Regions from separate parts of the Homo sapiens genome. Here region 1 is linked to region 2. Evidence: chromatin loops called from intact Hi-C (ENCODE). Cell type or tissue: right lobe of liver. All regions are shown on one strand.

Evidence for each region. A loop is a pair of places that touch in the nucleus more often than their neighbours do. Peaks named below come from ENCODE experiments on the same cell type or tissue, not always from the same donor. Only the 100,000 strongest peaks of a DNase experiment are listed, where the experiment ranks them.
Region 1: a loop joins it to region 2, with 4 times the contacts of the local background. A loop is called at or near these places in 6 of 110 quality-filtered maps.

Annotation. Positions count from the first base shown.
Region 1 is chr3:2,761,576-2,769,575 of GRCh38, reverse strand. The region is part of intron 6 of CNTN4 (contactin 4); the gene reads right to left. Among named protein-coding and RNA genes, the nearest start is that of CNTN4-AS1, 300 kb to the left of the region's middle. RefSeq lists an enhancer at 4,011-4,563. In right lobe of liver, a CTCF peak has its summit at 4,394 (motif pointing left); no DNase peak of the experiment used is centred here.
Region 2 is chr3:2,904,978-2,912,977 of GRCh38, reverse strand. The region is part of intron 12 of CNTN4 (contactin 4); the gene reads right to left. Among named protein-coding and RNA genes, the nearest start is that of CNTN4-AS1, 150 kb to the left of the region's middle. In right lobe of liver, no CTCF peak of the experiment used is centred here; a DNase peak (open chromatin) is centred at 3,827.

The sequences.
Region 1 (8,000 bases), 140 kb after region 2:
AAGACAGAACTTTTCAACGTGAAAAATTACAGAAAGATAGTATCAACAGAAAAACTGTCCTTTAATTGACTAAACACTGCCTTTTGTTTTGTTTCTGTTTTTTTTTTTTTTGAGACAGAGTCTCACTCTGTTGCCCAGGCTGGAGTGCAGTGGCACAATCTCGGCTCATGGCAACCTCTGCCTCCCGGGTTCAAGTGATTCTTCTGCCTCAGCCACCAGGATAGCTAGGACTACAGGTGTGCGCCACCACGCCCGACTAATTGTTTTTGTATTTTTAGTAGAGATGGGGTTTCACCATATTGGCCAGGCTGGTCTTGAACTCCTGACCTCATGATCTGCCCGCCTCGGCCTCCCAAAGTGCTGGGATTACACGTGTGAGCCACCGTGCCTGGCCACCTTATTTTAATAATGTAGTGCATATTTGCGTAGACTGGTGGAAATTTCAGTATAGGTAAGTTTTGGGAACCAGCATTTGAAGGTGTGCTCCCAAAATATCTTTTTCACAAAATAAGACAAATGTCAGATACCTACTAGTAAGGATGTGTTTCTTTGGCTTCAGGGTGGACCCCATTTTAAATGAAGATATGGTACAATGAAAAGACTTCAAGACTTGAAGTCAAAAGTCTGGGTTTTGATCCTCGGATCTGTCCCTTAATGGGATCACGAACTTGAGGAAGTCACTTCCTATTTCTGAGCTTCACATTCTACATGTGTAAGATGGGGATGGTGATGATGATAAATCATACCTCACAGGCCTTTGTAAAGACTAAAAGATAAAACAGATTTGAAAGTACTTTCTAAAAAGGAAAACGATATAGACAACTTAACTATTAGTTATTTTTTTCAAGGCATAAAGTGCTGGCTTGGATTATTAAGGAGAAAGTGAAGCAGTAGACACAGAGGACCAACCCACTTTCTGTGGACACGGTGACAATTTCCTGAGGAAATGTTCCTGCCTCAGCCTAAGTGCCATTATAAAGTAGATAGGGGAAGTCATCAGGACTGCTGTGGAGGTGGCTGGAGAATGAGCTCCCATTGGTCCACCATGTTTAAATCACAAGCTCTCTACAGCAAGCTGAACAAGACTGTGCTACAAATCTAGTAAATACTTCACCAATTTCCTTGTTTCTACCAATACAATTTCAGCTGAAAGACAATTTGTAGTTAACAAATTTAATATTGAGCCAATTAGTCAGATTACCTACCTGCTAACTGTAGCCACATTGATTTTTGTTGAAATATTAATTATCCAAGATAAGATTTCCTGCTTAACCTTCAAAACAAGCTTAAAATGCACTATTTCACATCATTACCAAGGTTAAGAGGAAGATGCTTGTGATGTGATTACAATTTATATTACCGGATTCGCCATTCATTTCAGAAGCATCGAGGCCACCTGGTCAAATGAAGGATACATTTGTGATGTTTAATTTCCAGCAGGAAATGGCAATGACACTCAAAGCAATAAATATGAAGGCTCCACAGATGTAAAACATTTGTTCATCTCTAACTGCCACTCTGACCATTTTACCTACATTTCTGTAATTTAAAAGCCTCAACCAAATGTAACATTTATATGCAAATGTTTTCTAGCCTCACCATTTGGTTGGCAAACAGCAGATGACCTTACACGCCCACTGCTATGTGACAATATTTTAAATTCTGCCTTCTAACCACTTAAAGGAAAAAAACACAAAAATACTGAGAAGGTGAGCTATGTAAGAAGCTTTTATTGAACACCAGCTGCCTGTGAGCACTGTACTAGGTGCTGGGTTGTCAGGTTAGCCACAGTTGTTGCCACTGATGAACTTCCATTAGAGACTTTGCTTCTTATTATCGTAAGACGTGATCATAGAGAAAATCTGAGACAGAAAGGGGATCAGAATTCACTGTTTGGGATTAGTTTGGTACGCTCAAGTAGAACATTTTTCTAATCGGCTGTGCATTTTCCACCATGAGGTATTCCATGGACTCACTGTTATCTCTATTGTCTGTCAATGGGGCAACTAACTGAAAATTTAAAAAACAAAAACAAAAACAAAAACAAAAAAGCCCACTCACTCAGTAAAGGTAATAAAGAGCACTTATATAAACTTCCTTTTTCAGGATACACTAACTAGTCCCTGATTAGCTGAAGCAAACAATTCGTTTATTTTAAAAATCAATCACAAAAAGCAGTTCAATAAGAGGAGAGAGAGAGCTGTTACTCAAGCATGTCTACATACCTCTGATCAAAAGGGTGCACTCACACCAATCACTTGATAACAAAAGAAATAAAGTCTTTGGAAGATCACCCTCCCCCTCTCCCCAGATCAATATCACTTCCAAAAGGAAAGCACATTCATCTTGTCTCTGAATATATTTTGCATGTTTAGCTCTAAAGTGTGAAGACTTTCAAGGTTGCCTTTCTTACCAGCTTCTCTTTGTCACCCTCGCTTTTACATGGAATGACTTATTAGCCTGGTATATTTTTTTTGAGATCTAATAAAAAAACTACTTTTAATCTCACTTAATCCATGTGATACACCAAGACCATTTTTTCTAGTATTGCATCCTAGTGAGCTTTGACTTATCAAGTCCTTACATCAGCTCCAAGTTGCAGGTCACTACCATTCCATGCCCTATAGTATTTAATCTCACTTTCCACCTTTAGCTTCCAAACCAACATGGACTTTGTCACACAACTTCCAGTTTAGGTTGAAGGTCATCATCTGGTCATTAATATTGCTGTGTTCTCAATATAAAAGAGACATATGGCGAATGTGTCCTTAATTCTGTTATTTCGTTGTGCTCTGCTACTATTGCATCTCCTGAATTTTTAATTTTTTATTTCCATAGGATTTGGGGGAACAGGGGGTATTTGGTTACATGAGTAAGTTCTTTACTGGTGATCTGTCAGATTTTGGTGCACCCATGACCCAAGCAGTATACGCTGAACCCAATTTGTAGCCTTTTATCCCTCATCCTCTTCCCACCTTTCCCCGCCGCGTCCCAAAATTCCATTGTATCATTCTTATGCCTTTGCGTCCTCATAGCTTAGCTCCCACTTATGAGTGAAAATATACGATGTTTGGTTTTCCATTCCTGAGTGACTTCACTTAGAATAATCGTCTCCAATCTCATCCAGGTTGCTGCGAATGCCACTAACTCATTCTCTTTTTATGGTTGAGTGGTATTCCATCATATATATGTATACCACAGTTCTTTATCCACTCACTAACTGATGGTCATTTGGACTAGCCTGATTATCTAAAAAATGTATCTAACACTGTGTGTGAAGCACTGGTGGAGTTTCTAGTGGGACTGACAAAGCAAAAGGTAGACTTATAGATAAAATTATAGATGCGATCAGGAGAAAGGTGAAGGAAATCCACAGGGCATTGAGAGAGGCAGTCACTGAAGAAGGCCACATTAACCAGAGTGGCAGAGACAGGTGATATTTAAATTTTGAACCAAACCCCCAAAGGAAGCCCTATTGTGACTCTGGGCTTTAACTCTGATTTGGAAAGAGTGGTGATGAGGGATGCCTTCTCAAGGGCCATCATAAAGTAGGATTCATTTGGAAATGCTATAGACAGCTGATCAAATTCTGGAAGGCTGTTCCTCTCCCACTGCCCAAATCCCTAAGTTCATGATACATTTTCAAAGCTGGTGATTTGTCCTTTCCAGCACCAACAATGTTAGTTTCTGTGTGTGTGGGTACAGTGTCATCATTGAAGAAACAGTCACTAAATATTTATTTTGATCAGTTTTAGGTTATTACTTGCTATGTATTTCTTGGCATATGAAGATTTCTTGAATAAGGAATTAGGTTTCTCCAGGTGGCACTTGCTTTATCAATCTGTAGGATGCTCTCTGAGGGCACCTGTTTTATAACTAGAAACAAAGACGACAGAGGAACTTATATGTGCAGCTATTCACAGGTATTAAAAACTCTAAGGCATATAAAATATCTAATTATAGCTATCCCATATTTAATTGATGATTAATAATTTAAAATTATTAAGCAAAATTAAAAATACACAGCAGGCTAGTAGAGCAGTATTTGATTAGCTGTCTAATCCCAGGAAAACAAATAGTTTCCCTTTTTACTACAGACCAGGTACTTCACATATGTTTTCTAATTCTTAAAATAACTATGTGAGACATACTCTAGGAAGGGGAGCCAGGAGAAATGTCTTCTTAACCCGGAAAAAAAGCACTATCAGCATTACTTGAGCTCCATTCTCTAGCACTGTCGGTTAAGTGGGCTTTTCCTGACTTCGTTAGCATCTTCAATCTCATCCTTTCATCTCCGTGCAGAAACTCAGTGACGACAAGTACGAGTGGTGATATTGAAACCCTATCCTCTATCTCTTTGTACTACACTCAGCACTGCCACTTACTGGCAAAAGAACAAAACACGGCTTCACCTTTTCACCTATGGATGCAAGTGGAGTTTAGTTGACAGTACGGCATTTAGAAATTGAGTCTGGGTATTTTATTACCATCAAATTCTAAACTCAGTTTTGAGTTTCTCAAACAAATTATTCCCTCTGACGGAAATGCATTTTCACCATAGTAAAAATATCAGAAAGCCAGTATAGTGTGGTGATTAATAATTCAAGTACTGAAGTCAAATTACCTGGAATCATACCCTAGCCCTTCAACTTCCCAGCTGTGTGAAGTTTGGCAAGTTATTTAATTTTTTTATGTCTGAGTTCTCTCCTTCGTAAAATGGGAACATCAAGAGTACAGGTGTCTAGTGTTGAGGTAAGTATTAAAAAAGAGAATTCCTAATTTAATGGCTGGTACATGCAAAGCAAGTGAGAAGTGTTAGCTCCTGTTATTGTTACAGGTGGATGGTTGACGATGTGTGAACTGATGATTAGACTTACAGAAAGCTACTGTCTTGCATACCATGTAGACTTCAAGACACTGAGCATGCTTAATGGGACCATATGAGAATTTTCCTAATCTTAAGTCAGTAAAGTGACACGCTTAAGCATAGTGGCCTCAGTAAATCTTGAGCTAAAATGCAGGACAAACTCTCTTCCCTTTTCTTCCTCCCTCCCACCACTTTCTGCTCTGCTGCATTCAGCCTTGCTCTGTGCCCTCCAGCCACACAGGCAGGTCTTCTTCGAATCCCTTGAAAATACCATGCTCTATGCCACCACAGCACCTTTGTACATTCTGTATTTTCTGTCTAGAAAACATTTCCTTTTTAATCCTTACTGATCCTTCAGATCTCAGTTACAATCATTTTCTTAGTGAAGTTTTTCTTAATGCTCTCTATGTTAATTTCCTTTGTCACAAACATTATAGAACCACTACCATTTTCTTAGCATTTGTCTCAATTGGTGATCACATATTTCTAGTGTGATTACTTGATGAACATTTTCCTTCCATACTAGAACATGAACTAGTTAAGATGAGGGACTGGGTCTGGCTTTGTTTATCTGCCCAGCACAGAGTAGGCACTCAGAAAAATATCTGAATGGATGAATGCTACAGTCTATGTTTTCTCCTCACTTGAAATGTCTTGCTCTTTTTTTTGTATCCCTCCACTTTATACCTCTCCTTAAACATCTAAAATACTATTTTAAAATTCATATGGAACAAAAAAAAAAAGCCCGAATAGCCAAGGCAATCCTAAGCAAAATAACAAAGCTGGAGGCATCATGCTACCCAACTTCAAACTATACTATAGGGACACAGTAACCAAAACAGCATGGTATTGGTACAAAAACAGACACACAGACCAATGGAACAGAATAGAGAACCCAGAAATAAGACTGCACACCTGCAACGATCTCACCTTCAACAAACCTGACAAAACCAAACAACGGGGAAAGGATTCCTTATTCAATAAATGGTGCCGGGATAACTGGCTAGCCATATGCAGAATATTGAAAGTGGACCCCTTTCTTATACCATACACAAAAATTAACTGAAGGATAAAAGACTTAAACATAAAACCCAAAACTATAAAAATTCTGGAAGACAACACCTGGGCAATACCATTCAGGACATAGGCACGGGCAAAGATTTCATTACAAAGACAACAAAAGCAATTGCAACTAAAGCAAAAATTGACAAATGGGATTTAATTAAACTGAAGATCTTCTGCACAGCAAAAGAAACTATCAACAGAGTAAAGAGACAACACACAGAATGGGAGAAAGTCTTCGCAAACTATGTATCTGATTAAGGTCTAATATCTAGCATCTATAAGGAACTTAAATTTACAAGAAAAAACCACCACTTTAAAAAGTGGGCAAAAGACATGAATAGACACTTTTCAAATGAAGACATACATGCAGCCAACAGTCATATAAAAAAGCTCAACATCAGCTGCGTGTGGTGGCTTACGCCTGTAATCCCAGCACTTTGGGAGGCCGAGGTGGGCGGATCACGAGGTCAGGAGATCGAAACCATCCTGGCTAACATGGTGAAACCCCGTCTCTACTAAAAATACAAAAACAAAATTAGCTGGGCGTGGTGGCACGTGCCTGTAGTCCTAGCTACTTGGGAGGCTGAGGCGGGAGAATGGCATGAACCCGGGAGGCGGAGCTTGTGGAGAGCTGAGATCGAGCCACTGCACTCCAGCCTGCGCGACACAGCGAGACTCAGTCTAAAAAAAAAAAAAAAAAAAAAAAGCTTGACATCACTGATCATTAGAAAAATGCAAATCAAAACCACAATGAGATACCACCTCACACCAGTCAGAATGGCCATATTAAAAAGTAAAAAAATAACAGATGCTGGCAAGGTTATAGAGAAAAATGAAGACTTATATACTATTGCTGGGAGTGTAAATTAATTCAAGCATTGTGGAAGACAGTGTGGCGATCCCTCAAAGATGTAAAGATGGAAATGTCATTCGACCCAGCATTCCCATTACTGTGTATATACCCAAAGGAATATAAATCATTCTATTATAAAGACACACACATGTGTATGTTCACTGCAGTACTATTCACAATAGCAAAGACACGGAATCAACCTAAAAGCGCATCAATGATAGACTGATAAAGAAAATGTGGTACATACACAATGAGATCATGTCCCTTGCAGAGACACGGATGGAGCCATTATCCTTAGCAAACTAACGCAGGAACAGAAAATCAAACACTGCATGTTCTTACTTATAAGTGGAAGCTAAATGATGAGAACACATCGACACATAGAAGGGAACAACAGATACTGGGACCTATCGGAGGTCATAGGGTAGGAGGAAGGAGAGGATCAAGGAAAATAACTAATGGGTACTATGCTTAATATCTGGGCTATGAAATAATCTGTACAACAAACCCTCATGACACAAGTTTACCTATGTAACAAACCTGCACGTGTATTCCTGAAATTAAAAAGTTGAAAAATTACCTTATATACAAACACTACTTTTAGGTCAGCTCTTCATTCCCGCTTTTCTACTGCTTATTCTGCCCTTCGTTCCTTCAAGACCTTCAATCTTCCTAACATTCACCACACTTGAGGTTACTTGTTCAATGTCTGTCTTCCCTACTGGATGTAGACTTCATATCTGTCTAGTTCATTGATGCATTCCCTGTGTCCAACGCATTGCTTGCTATCCAGTTGGTATTCATTAAATATTTATGGGAAGAAGGAAAAATAAACAAAAGAAATCTCCATACTGAGTATGGATAACTCAAGTTTTTACAGCACATTTGCCCAAAGGTACTTGATTATTCAAACATAGAGGAGAATTAACAAGTTCTTGACAGCATCAGTAATTAATTAATAATAATCCCTTCTTAGAAATCTCAGGTGATTACTGACCTTGAATTTTATGTAGGATAAATGGCTGGTTAGAGTAAAATGAAGCTAATATCCTAGACAGAACAACTGCCAACTGTGTTTGAAACCTCTGAACATCTACTATGTACCAATGTTTAATACCAAGTAAAATATAAAAACATGGATCCAATTCAGTTCTCAGGGTGTATGTGGACCAGTGAGAGAGCCAGACAAAACTATACCCTGTAATTATCATATAG
Region 2 (8,000 bases):
GTTTCACCATGTTGGCCAGGCTGGTCTCAAACTCCTGGCCTCAAGTGATGTGCCTGTCTCAGCCTCCCAAAGTGCTGGGATTACGGGCGTGAGCCACTGCACCCAGCCTTGTGTTTCCTTTATTTTTAAAAATGATATGTTTTCATTCACTGCTCATTTCTCTTCTTGTATATTATATAGATATTATCTTTGTGGTTACCACTGTAATTATATAGCACATCTTAAAGTTATAATAATCTATTCAAGCTGGCAACAATTTAACTTCAATCATGTATAAAAACTATTTACATCCTGCTGCCCCACTTTGTTACTGATGACACAAATTACCTCCTTTTATACTGTACAGTTATTAACATAGATTTATAGTTACCTTTTATACTTTTTAAAACATTCTATACCAGATTTTTATAAAAGTGATTTTTGTACCTACAATATTACAGGATTTTATATTTGTCTGTATGTTTACCTTTATCTAGGAGTTTTAAATTTTCATATAGTTTTGTGTTGTTTATCATCCTTTCATTTCAACTTGAAGGACTCCCTTCAGCATTTCTTGCAGGGTAAACCTAGTGGTGATAAACTCATTCAGCTTTTGTTTATCTGGGAAAGTCTCCACTTCTCCCTCATTTTGGAAGGACAGTTTTACCGGATATAGTATTCTTGATTGGCAGCTCCTTCTTTCAGCACTTTGAGTAGATCATCTCTCTCCCTTCTAGCATGCAGTTCCTGCTGAAAAATCTGTTGATAATCTTACAGATGCACACTTGTTTGTGATGGGTTGCTTTTCTCTTGCTGCTTTCAGGATTTTCTTTTGGTCTCTGACTTTTGACACTTTGATTATAATGTGTCTCAGTGTAGATCTCTTTGGATTCATCCTAGCTGCAGTTCTTGAGCTTCTAAAATTTGTGAATCCATTTCCTTGCTCAGACTCAGGAAGTTTTCAGCCATTTTTTCTTCAGATAGGCTCTCTGCCATTTTCTCTCTTTATTGTCTGCAAATTACATAACACTTATATTGTTGCACTTGATGATGTCCCATAGACCCTTCAGCTTTCTTCACTTTTCTTATTTTTTCCGTTTTGCTCCTCTGCCTCAATAATTTCTAATGTTCTGTCTTTGAATTGCTGATTATTTTTTTCTGTCTGGTCAAGCCTGTTGTTGAATCTCTCTAGTAAATTGAGTACTATATTCTGAATTCACTTACTATATTCTTCACCTCCAGAATTTCTTTGGGCTCATTTTCATCTTTTATCTCGTTGATACTCTCATTTTGTTCATGCATCATTTACCTGATTTCCTTTAGTTATCTATCTGTACTGTCTCTTAATTCCTTGAGCGTCTTTATGAGAATAATTAGAATTCTTTGGTAATTGATATACCTCTGTTTCTTTAGGGTTGATTTCTGTAGATATAATTTGTTCCTTTGGTTGGGCCATGTCTTCTGGTTTCTTTGTGTGCTTTATTATCTTCTGCTGGAATTCTGGCATTTAAAAAATCAGACACTTCTCCTAGTCTTTGCAGTCTGAGAGCAATCAGTCCAGCTAGAGATTCCGCAAATCTCTCAAGCCTTTTCTGATGATGCATCTTCTCTGGGCTTTTGTATGTAATCCCCTAATTGAAGATTTGTTGGTTTCTACTCAGGAGCTTCCCTTGGTGTCTTTATCAGGTACTGTGGACTTTCTAGTGCTGCAGGAAGCATTAAATTTCCCTCTGTTGGTACTGGACCTCCCCTAGTGTCTGTGGTACAGCCTGATACCAGACCAAGCCATGTTGATAAGACTTTGTTCTCAGGGGGCCTCCCACATAGCCCAGTTTCTGTCATCACTTAGATTCAGGCAAAACGGAAACCACTCCCTTAGGTAGTACTTCCCCCTCAAAAGTAAAAACACTGGATATACCTTCCACTCTTTTCTTTCCCTCCCCAGCAAGAAATTAGGAATTGGAAGTTTTCTACTGATAGCTCTGTGCTACGCTGTGGGGAGTGGGAGGTGCTCCAGCAAGCGAGTGCCATAAATTTTTCTACAGTGCTTTAATGCTATTGGCTTTACACTTGACTGGAGTGCAGAAATCTCTTAACTGGTTTTATTTCTTTCAATGGCAACTGGTCCATTGGGGAAAAAGGGTCTGGGGCTTCCCTTTTGACTATCTTGATGAATCACCCCCCACTACCAAATCTTGAATGTCAGTCTAATTAATACTCCTTAGATTAGGCTCCCCAAATGCAATCAATTTTGCCAGAAGGTGGTGGAGGGGGAAAAATAGTTACTTCATTTATTTATTCATTCACAAATTCAAAGAACTTGGGGTAGATAATGGTAAAAGACATAAAGTAGTAAATACATTTACAATATGACTCAATTCAAACAGGGGAAGGGTAGAAAACAATCTCACTAGAATTAATACAATAGAGTTAAATTAATCCCAGACTGGGCAAAGAGAAAAATAACATATTTCTTACTGACTGATGAAAAACTTTGCCTCTTTACTAGAAGATGCAAACTTTTCTTCTTTTAAGAGAGAAGTTCTACATTTTATGAGAAATTTATTGGAAATATTTTTATGAAAAGGACTAAGGACTTCAAGATGGATCATCTCTTCACAGCAGTTTTACAGAAGATTCAGATATTTTGGTTATAGGATTGTATATAAAGTATTAATGCTCAGTGATGCCTTAGGCTGCATTCTAGAGTAATATTTTAAACTCTGACTCACTGCATTTCTTTGGGGGAATTGATGTAAGGGATGATCATAATATTTATCATAATATTTATCAGCTTTCAATGTCTCCCCTCAGTTGGCTTTAACTACCAGAGTCATGCCATGCAGCACTTTAGCTCAAGCCTCACATGGTAGTCTGTCAAGACATTCTGTGTGCTTTATTCCTATTCACTCTCTTGTTGAAATGGGGCCTTCAGCCATGGTTGGAATCTCTGATGCCTGCTCTTTCTCTCATACAGGGGTACTTCGGATTCAGAGTGCTTTTTGATCCAAAATCAGATGTTTTGGTAGGGAGACTATGTTCAATTTTTAAAAACAACAACAAAAGCCCTCTGTGTAGGACAGATTTCCTATTTTAGGATAGTGGTTCTCAAACGGTGGTCTTGGATAAGCAGCATCAGCATCAACATCACTTGTTAGAAATATAAATTCCCAGGCCCCACTCTAGAGCTACTATATCAGAAATTCTCAGGGTAGAGTTCAGCAATCTGTGTATTAACATGTCCTCTAGATTACTGTGATGCACGATAAAGCCTGATAATCAATATTTTAGGAAAATTCAATGGCTTTTTAAACCTGATCAATTAAAGCAATAGTTCTCAAATTCTGTTGTTCTTCGGAATCACACCTGGGGAGCTTTAAGGAAAAATGCCTGGGTCCTAGGATCAGAGACTGAATTAGTTGATAACGAGTATGGTATGCCATCAGGATAGTAAAGAGTTCCCCAGATGATTGTAATCTGCAGCAAAAATTGAGAAGCACAGAACTGGGATTTACTGGTGATTTCATGGCTATCTCTAAGTGTTTGGTATGGATACTAAGAGAAAAAAAAAAAAGCCCAAACCTTCTTATATTGTTATAAACACCTTTAGGTTTGCAAAGGCTTTCACGTGTAATTCTGTCAGTTTTCACAGTAAGATGAGTAATGACATCCTCCTACTACTGGTACGTATATGATCAATAACTTGATAAAGACACCAAATTTGCTTTTGAGAGCCAAGTGCACAGCTCCCCTCTTCATGACAACTTAAGTAAAGCTCTTGCCTGGATGACTGCAGTTGGGTAAGAAAGGCATGTGTCCTCTCATTCGATGCTGATCACACTCAGCACATCTGATTATTTTGTAACCTGGCTCAACGAGGCAGTTGAGAAATCAGATGCAGATGAGCACTTGTGAAAGTCCCTATGAAATAACTTTTAGTTTAGCCTTAATGTTTTTCTAATTTGGGAGCCAATCACCTGGGTAGATGCCAAATTAACCAGATAATCGCTCAAGGTTGCACCTCACTTTAATTGGGCCATCAGTTACTTGATGGTATTTGAGTGTCCTGCCAGGGTCAGATGTGTTCCACCACACAGGCCAGGAGAACCCCCGGGATACTGAACCATTAGACATAATTTCCTCAGGATAGAAGCTACTTCTCCTCCATTATACAGTCCTGGAAAAGTCAAGTCATATTCAAAAGACCACTGGGCAGATACCCACTCACCCTTAGGGATGGCTCCTCCCACTGTAAAATCAAAAAACTTTTTTCACAATATTCTCACATATATAAGCAAAATCAAAGATTTTTGACCCCCACCACTTCTGGAACCCCACTTAAGAGGTAGCTTAGGAAGTGATTAACATGGAGATTTTTTAAAAAGCTAGCCTCATTATCTCAAGGTGGAAATGGGTCTGAGGTACAGTTTATGTTCCAGAAATCTCCCTTCTGGATTAGACTTAGGCTAGACTTTACCTAAGACCCCATCCTTGTTTGGTTCCTCCTTCTTCCTTATTCTGCTTTTCCTTACAGGTTTTTCCTGGAGAACACTCTTTCAGTGAATTGCAGATACCTGAATACTTGCCTCAGACTTGCTTTGGAGACCTTAGCTATCCTCTATATTTACCCAATGATTTCAAGTTTGGCAATTTAATCAGCAGTCCCCATCGCCAATATGATCATCTGAGTGGACACAAATACTAAACATGGGTAGAACTATTACTTTAGAAAAGTTATTTTTTCACCAACAAAATACCTAACTTAGTTATCTTTACTTTTTAAGTTACGTATAGAAGATTCAGTTTCCCCATGATTACAAGACTCTATTTACTCTAATTGTAATACACCTTCATGAGTGGGGGAGAGGAGTGGAATGATGGTTATCACCCAGGGAGTTGTACAGCACCTCAGGGATGTCCACAGGGATATATCCCACAAGTGAATCTCATCCATGACTCAGGCTAAGACAGCAGAAAAGATCTAGGAGGAGTTGCCTTGGGAAAAAAATAAACTGCCAATTGTCATAGTTCAGTCACAGACAAGGACACTTCCATTTGATGTACTCATAACCAGGCCTACCAATATACTGACCTCAAGATAAAAGTCTCTCTATGGCGTTTGCCCATCCAGTGAGTAAATCACCCAGCACACAGATTAATTATTTAGCAGTTTAAATCCATTAAATAGACATGTTACATACACATTAAATACCAAGACAGAACACATAAAATAAAACCAAGGGAAAAACCTATTAAATATATGCTTCCTAACCATCTCTTATTCATGACCGTAGGGCTATCACCCAACATTAAAAGGAATCTCCTCTATAGCATTGGAGGTTCCTGATATTTAATCAATAGGTGGAACCAACATATATATTTTTTCTTTCTTATACAGATTATCAAGAGATAATTTTTTTTTTTTTTTGAGACAGTCTCACTCTGTCACCCAGGCTGGAGTGCAGTGGTGCAATCTTAGCTGACTGCAACCTTTGCCTCCCGGGTTCAAGTGATTCTCCTGCCTCAGCCTCCCAGATAGCTGGGACGACAAGCATGCACCACCATGTCCAGCTGATTTTTGTATTTTTAGTAGAGATGGGGTTTTGCCATGGTGGCCAGGCTGTTCTGGAACTCCTGACCTCAGGTGATCCACCCACCTTGACTTCCCAAAGTGCTGGGATTACAGGCGTGAGCCACTACACCCGGCCAAGAGATAATCTTAACAAGAGATTATCTTGTTTCCATTTTGTTTCTTTGTTCAATTCAGCATCCTCATGATTCTAGCATAGGTAATGACAATTTAGTTATTTGATCCAAAAGAGCCAAACTATTCCTGCTATATAAGGAACAAAGTGACTTGTGGAAAACAATCATATTATGTCTTACCCAAGTTAACCAATATTAATTTCTATGTATCTTTAAATAGGCAGATGTCTTCTCCCTTATTCACTTAAGAGAGACTCTACGGGTTTACACACTCAATCTTTAACTGCCCTTCAATTTACCTGAAATATATTACTGGGAATTTTTGGAAGGGAAAATGGGATATTAAATAGGGAACTTGCAAGCTTGTCATTCAAGAATCTCCAAAATTGGTCCTTAATGACTTCTCCATCTTTCTTTTTCTTTTCTCTTTTTCTTTTTTTTTTTTTTTGAGAAGGAGTTTCACTCTTGTTGCCCAGGCCGGAGTGCAATGACACGATCTTGGCTCACTGCAACCTCTGTCTCCCGGGTCTAAGTGATTCTCCTGCCTCAGCCTCCCGAGTAGCTGGGATTACAGGCATGCGCCACCATGCTCGGCTAATTTATATATATATATTTTTAGTAGATATGGGGTTTCACCATTTTGGCTAGGCTGGGCTCGATCTCCCAACCTCAGGTGATCCGCCTGCCTCGGCCTCCCAAAGTGCTGGGATTACAGCTGTGAGCCACCGTGCCCGGCCACCATCTTTCTTTTTCAAGTTTAAATTTTCCGATATATGCTTTATGTATTTGAATCAAAATTTTTATTTTTTTTATTATTTTACTTTTTAGATTGACAGACACAATTGTATCTATTACATACAACATGTTTTGAAGTATTTATATACGTTGTAGAATGATTAAATCCAGCTAGTTAACATAAATTACCTTATATAATTATCATTTTTGTGGTGAAACACTTAACATCCGCTCCCTCAGCATTTTTTGAGAGTACGATATCTTGTTATTAACTATAATCATCGTGTTATACAATAGAGTGCTTGAATGTATTTGTCCCATCTAACTGAAGTGTTGTATTCTTTGAACGACATCTTCCCAACCCTCCCCCGCCGATTCCCCCGACCCTGACAACCAGCATTCTACTCTATTTCTTTGAGATAAACTTTTTCAGATTCTACTTATGAGTGAGATCATGTGATATTTTTCTGTGCCTGACTTATTTCACACAGCACGATGTCCTCCAGGTTCATCCCTTTTGTCACAAATGACAGGATTTTCTCCTTTTCTTTATGGCTACATAGTATTCTACTGTGTTCACATATACCAAATGTTGTTTGCCCATTCATCCACTGAGGAGTCAACAGCTTTAAAAAGCACTGAAGATTCTCTATGTGCAGGAAACTATCCCAGATATTTTATAATTTTGAGCCTTTGTTCCAGCCATTTCATTCTGATCTGGACTATTCTTTGTGTTTGTCAAAATCTAAATTGTTCAGGGCTTAGCTTTCCAGCCCAGCCCCCTAGCCAAATTCCCTTTCCTGAATTCCTGCAAGCCTTACATTTTTACAACTTGTTTGGCCTAAATAATTTGATGACATGCCTTTATTGTTCTTATGTGAAACATGGTTAAATAATTTCTCAGGCATTTTCATTTTATCTTGACTGCTCTACTGCTATAGTCTGAATGTTTGTGTCCCTCCAAAATTCCTATGTTGAAATCCTAACCGCTAAGGTGATGGTACTAAGAGGCAGGACCTTTAAGAGGTGAAGCCCCTATGAGGTGAAGCCCTTCATAAGGGTGAAGCACCTTATGAATGGGATTAGTGCCCTTATAAAAGAGGCCCAAGAGACCCTCACCCCTTCTGCCATGTGCAAACACAGTGAGAGGTTGGCAGTCTGCAACCCAGAAGGGGGACTTCACCGGAACCCGGCCATGCTGGCACCCTGGTCTCAAACTTTCAGCTTCCAGAACTATCAGAAATAAACATTTGTTGTCTATAAGCCACCATGTTTGCAGTATTTTTGTTATAGCAGCTTAAACAGACTAACACTTCTAGTTTGCTGGCGTCGGGAAACTTAAGAGCTCAGATCAAAAATTCATTTGTAATTAGACAGTTCCAATTGGAAATGATTTTTAAATAAACTCCTTAATGTAAAAGTTGGAACAGTGATTCCCAGCTAACAGGCCTTGAATCCTAGTACTAGAGGGAGAGAGGGGAGGGCTGTGCAGAGTGGTTTTAAGCCATTATGCGTACACATACGCATACACATATATTCTGTTATTTTCAGCTATGGGTAGGCACTCTAGATATAAATCA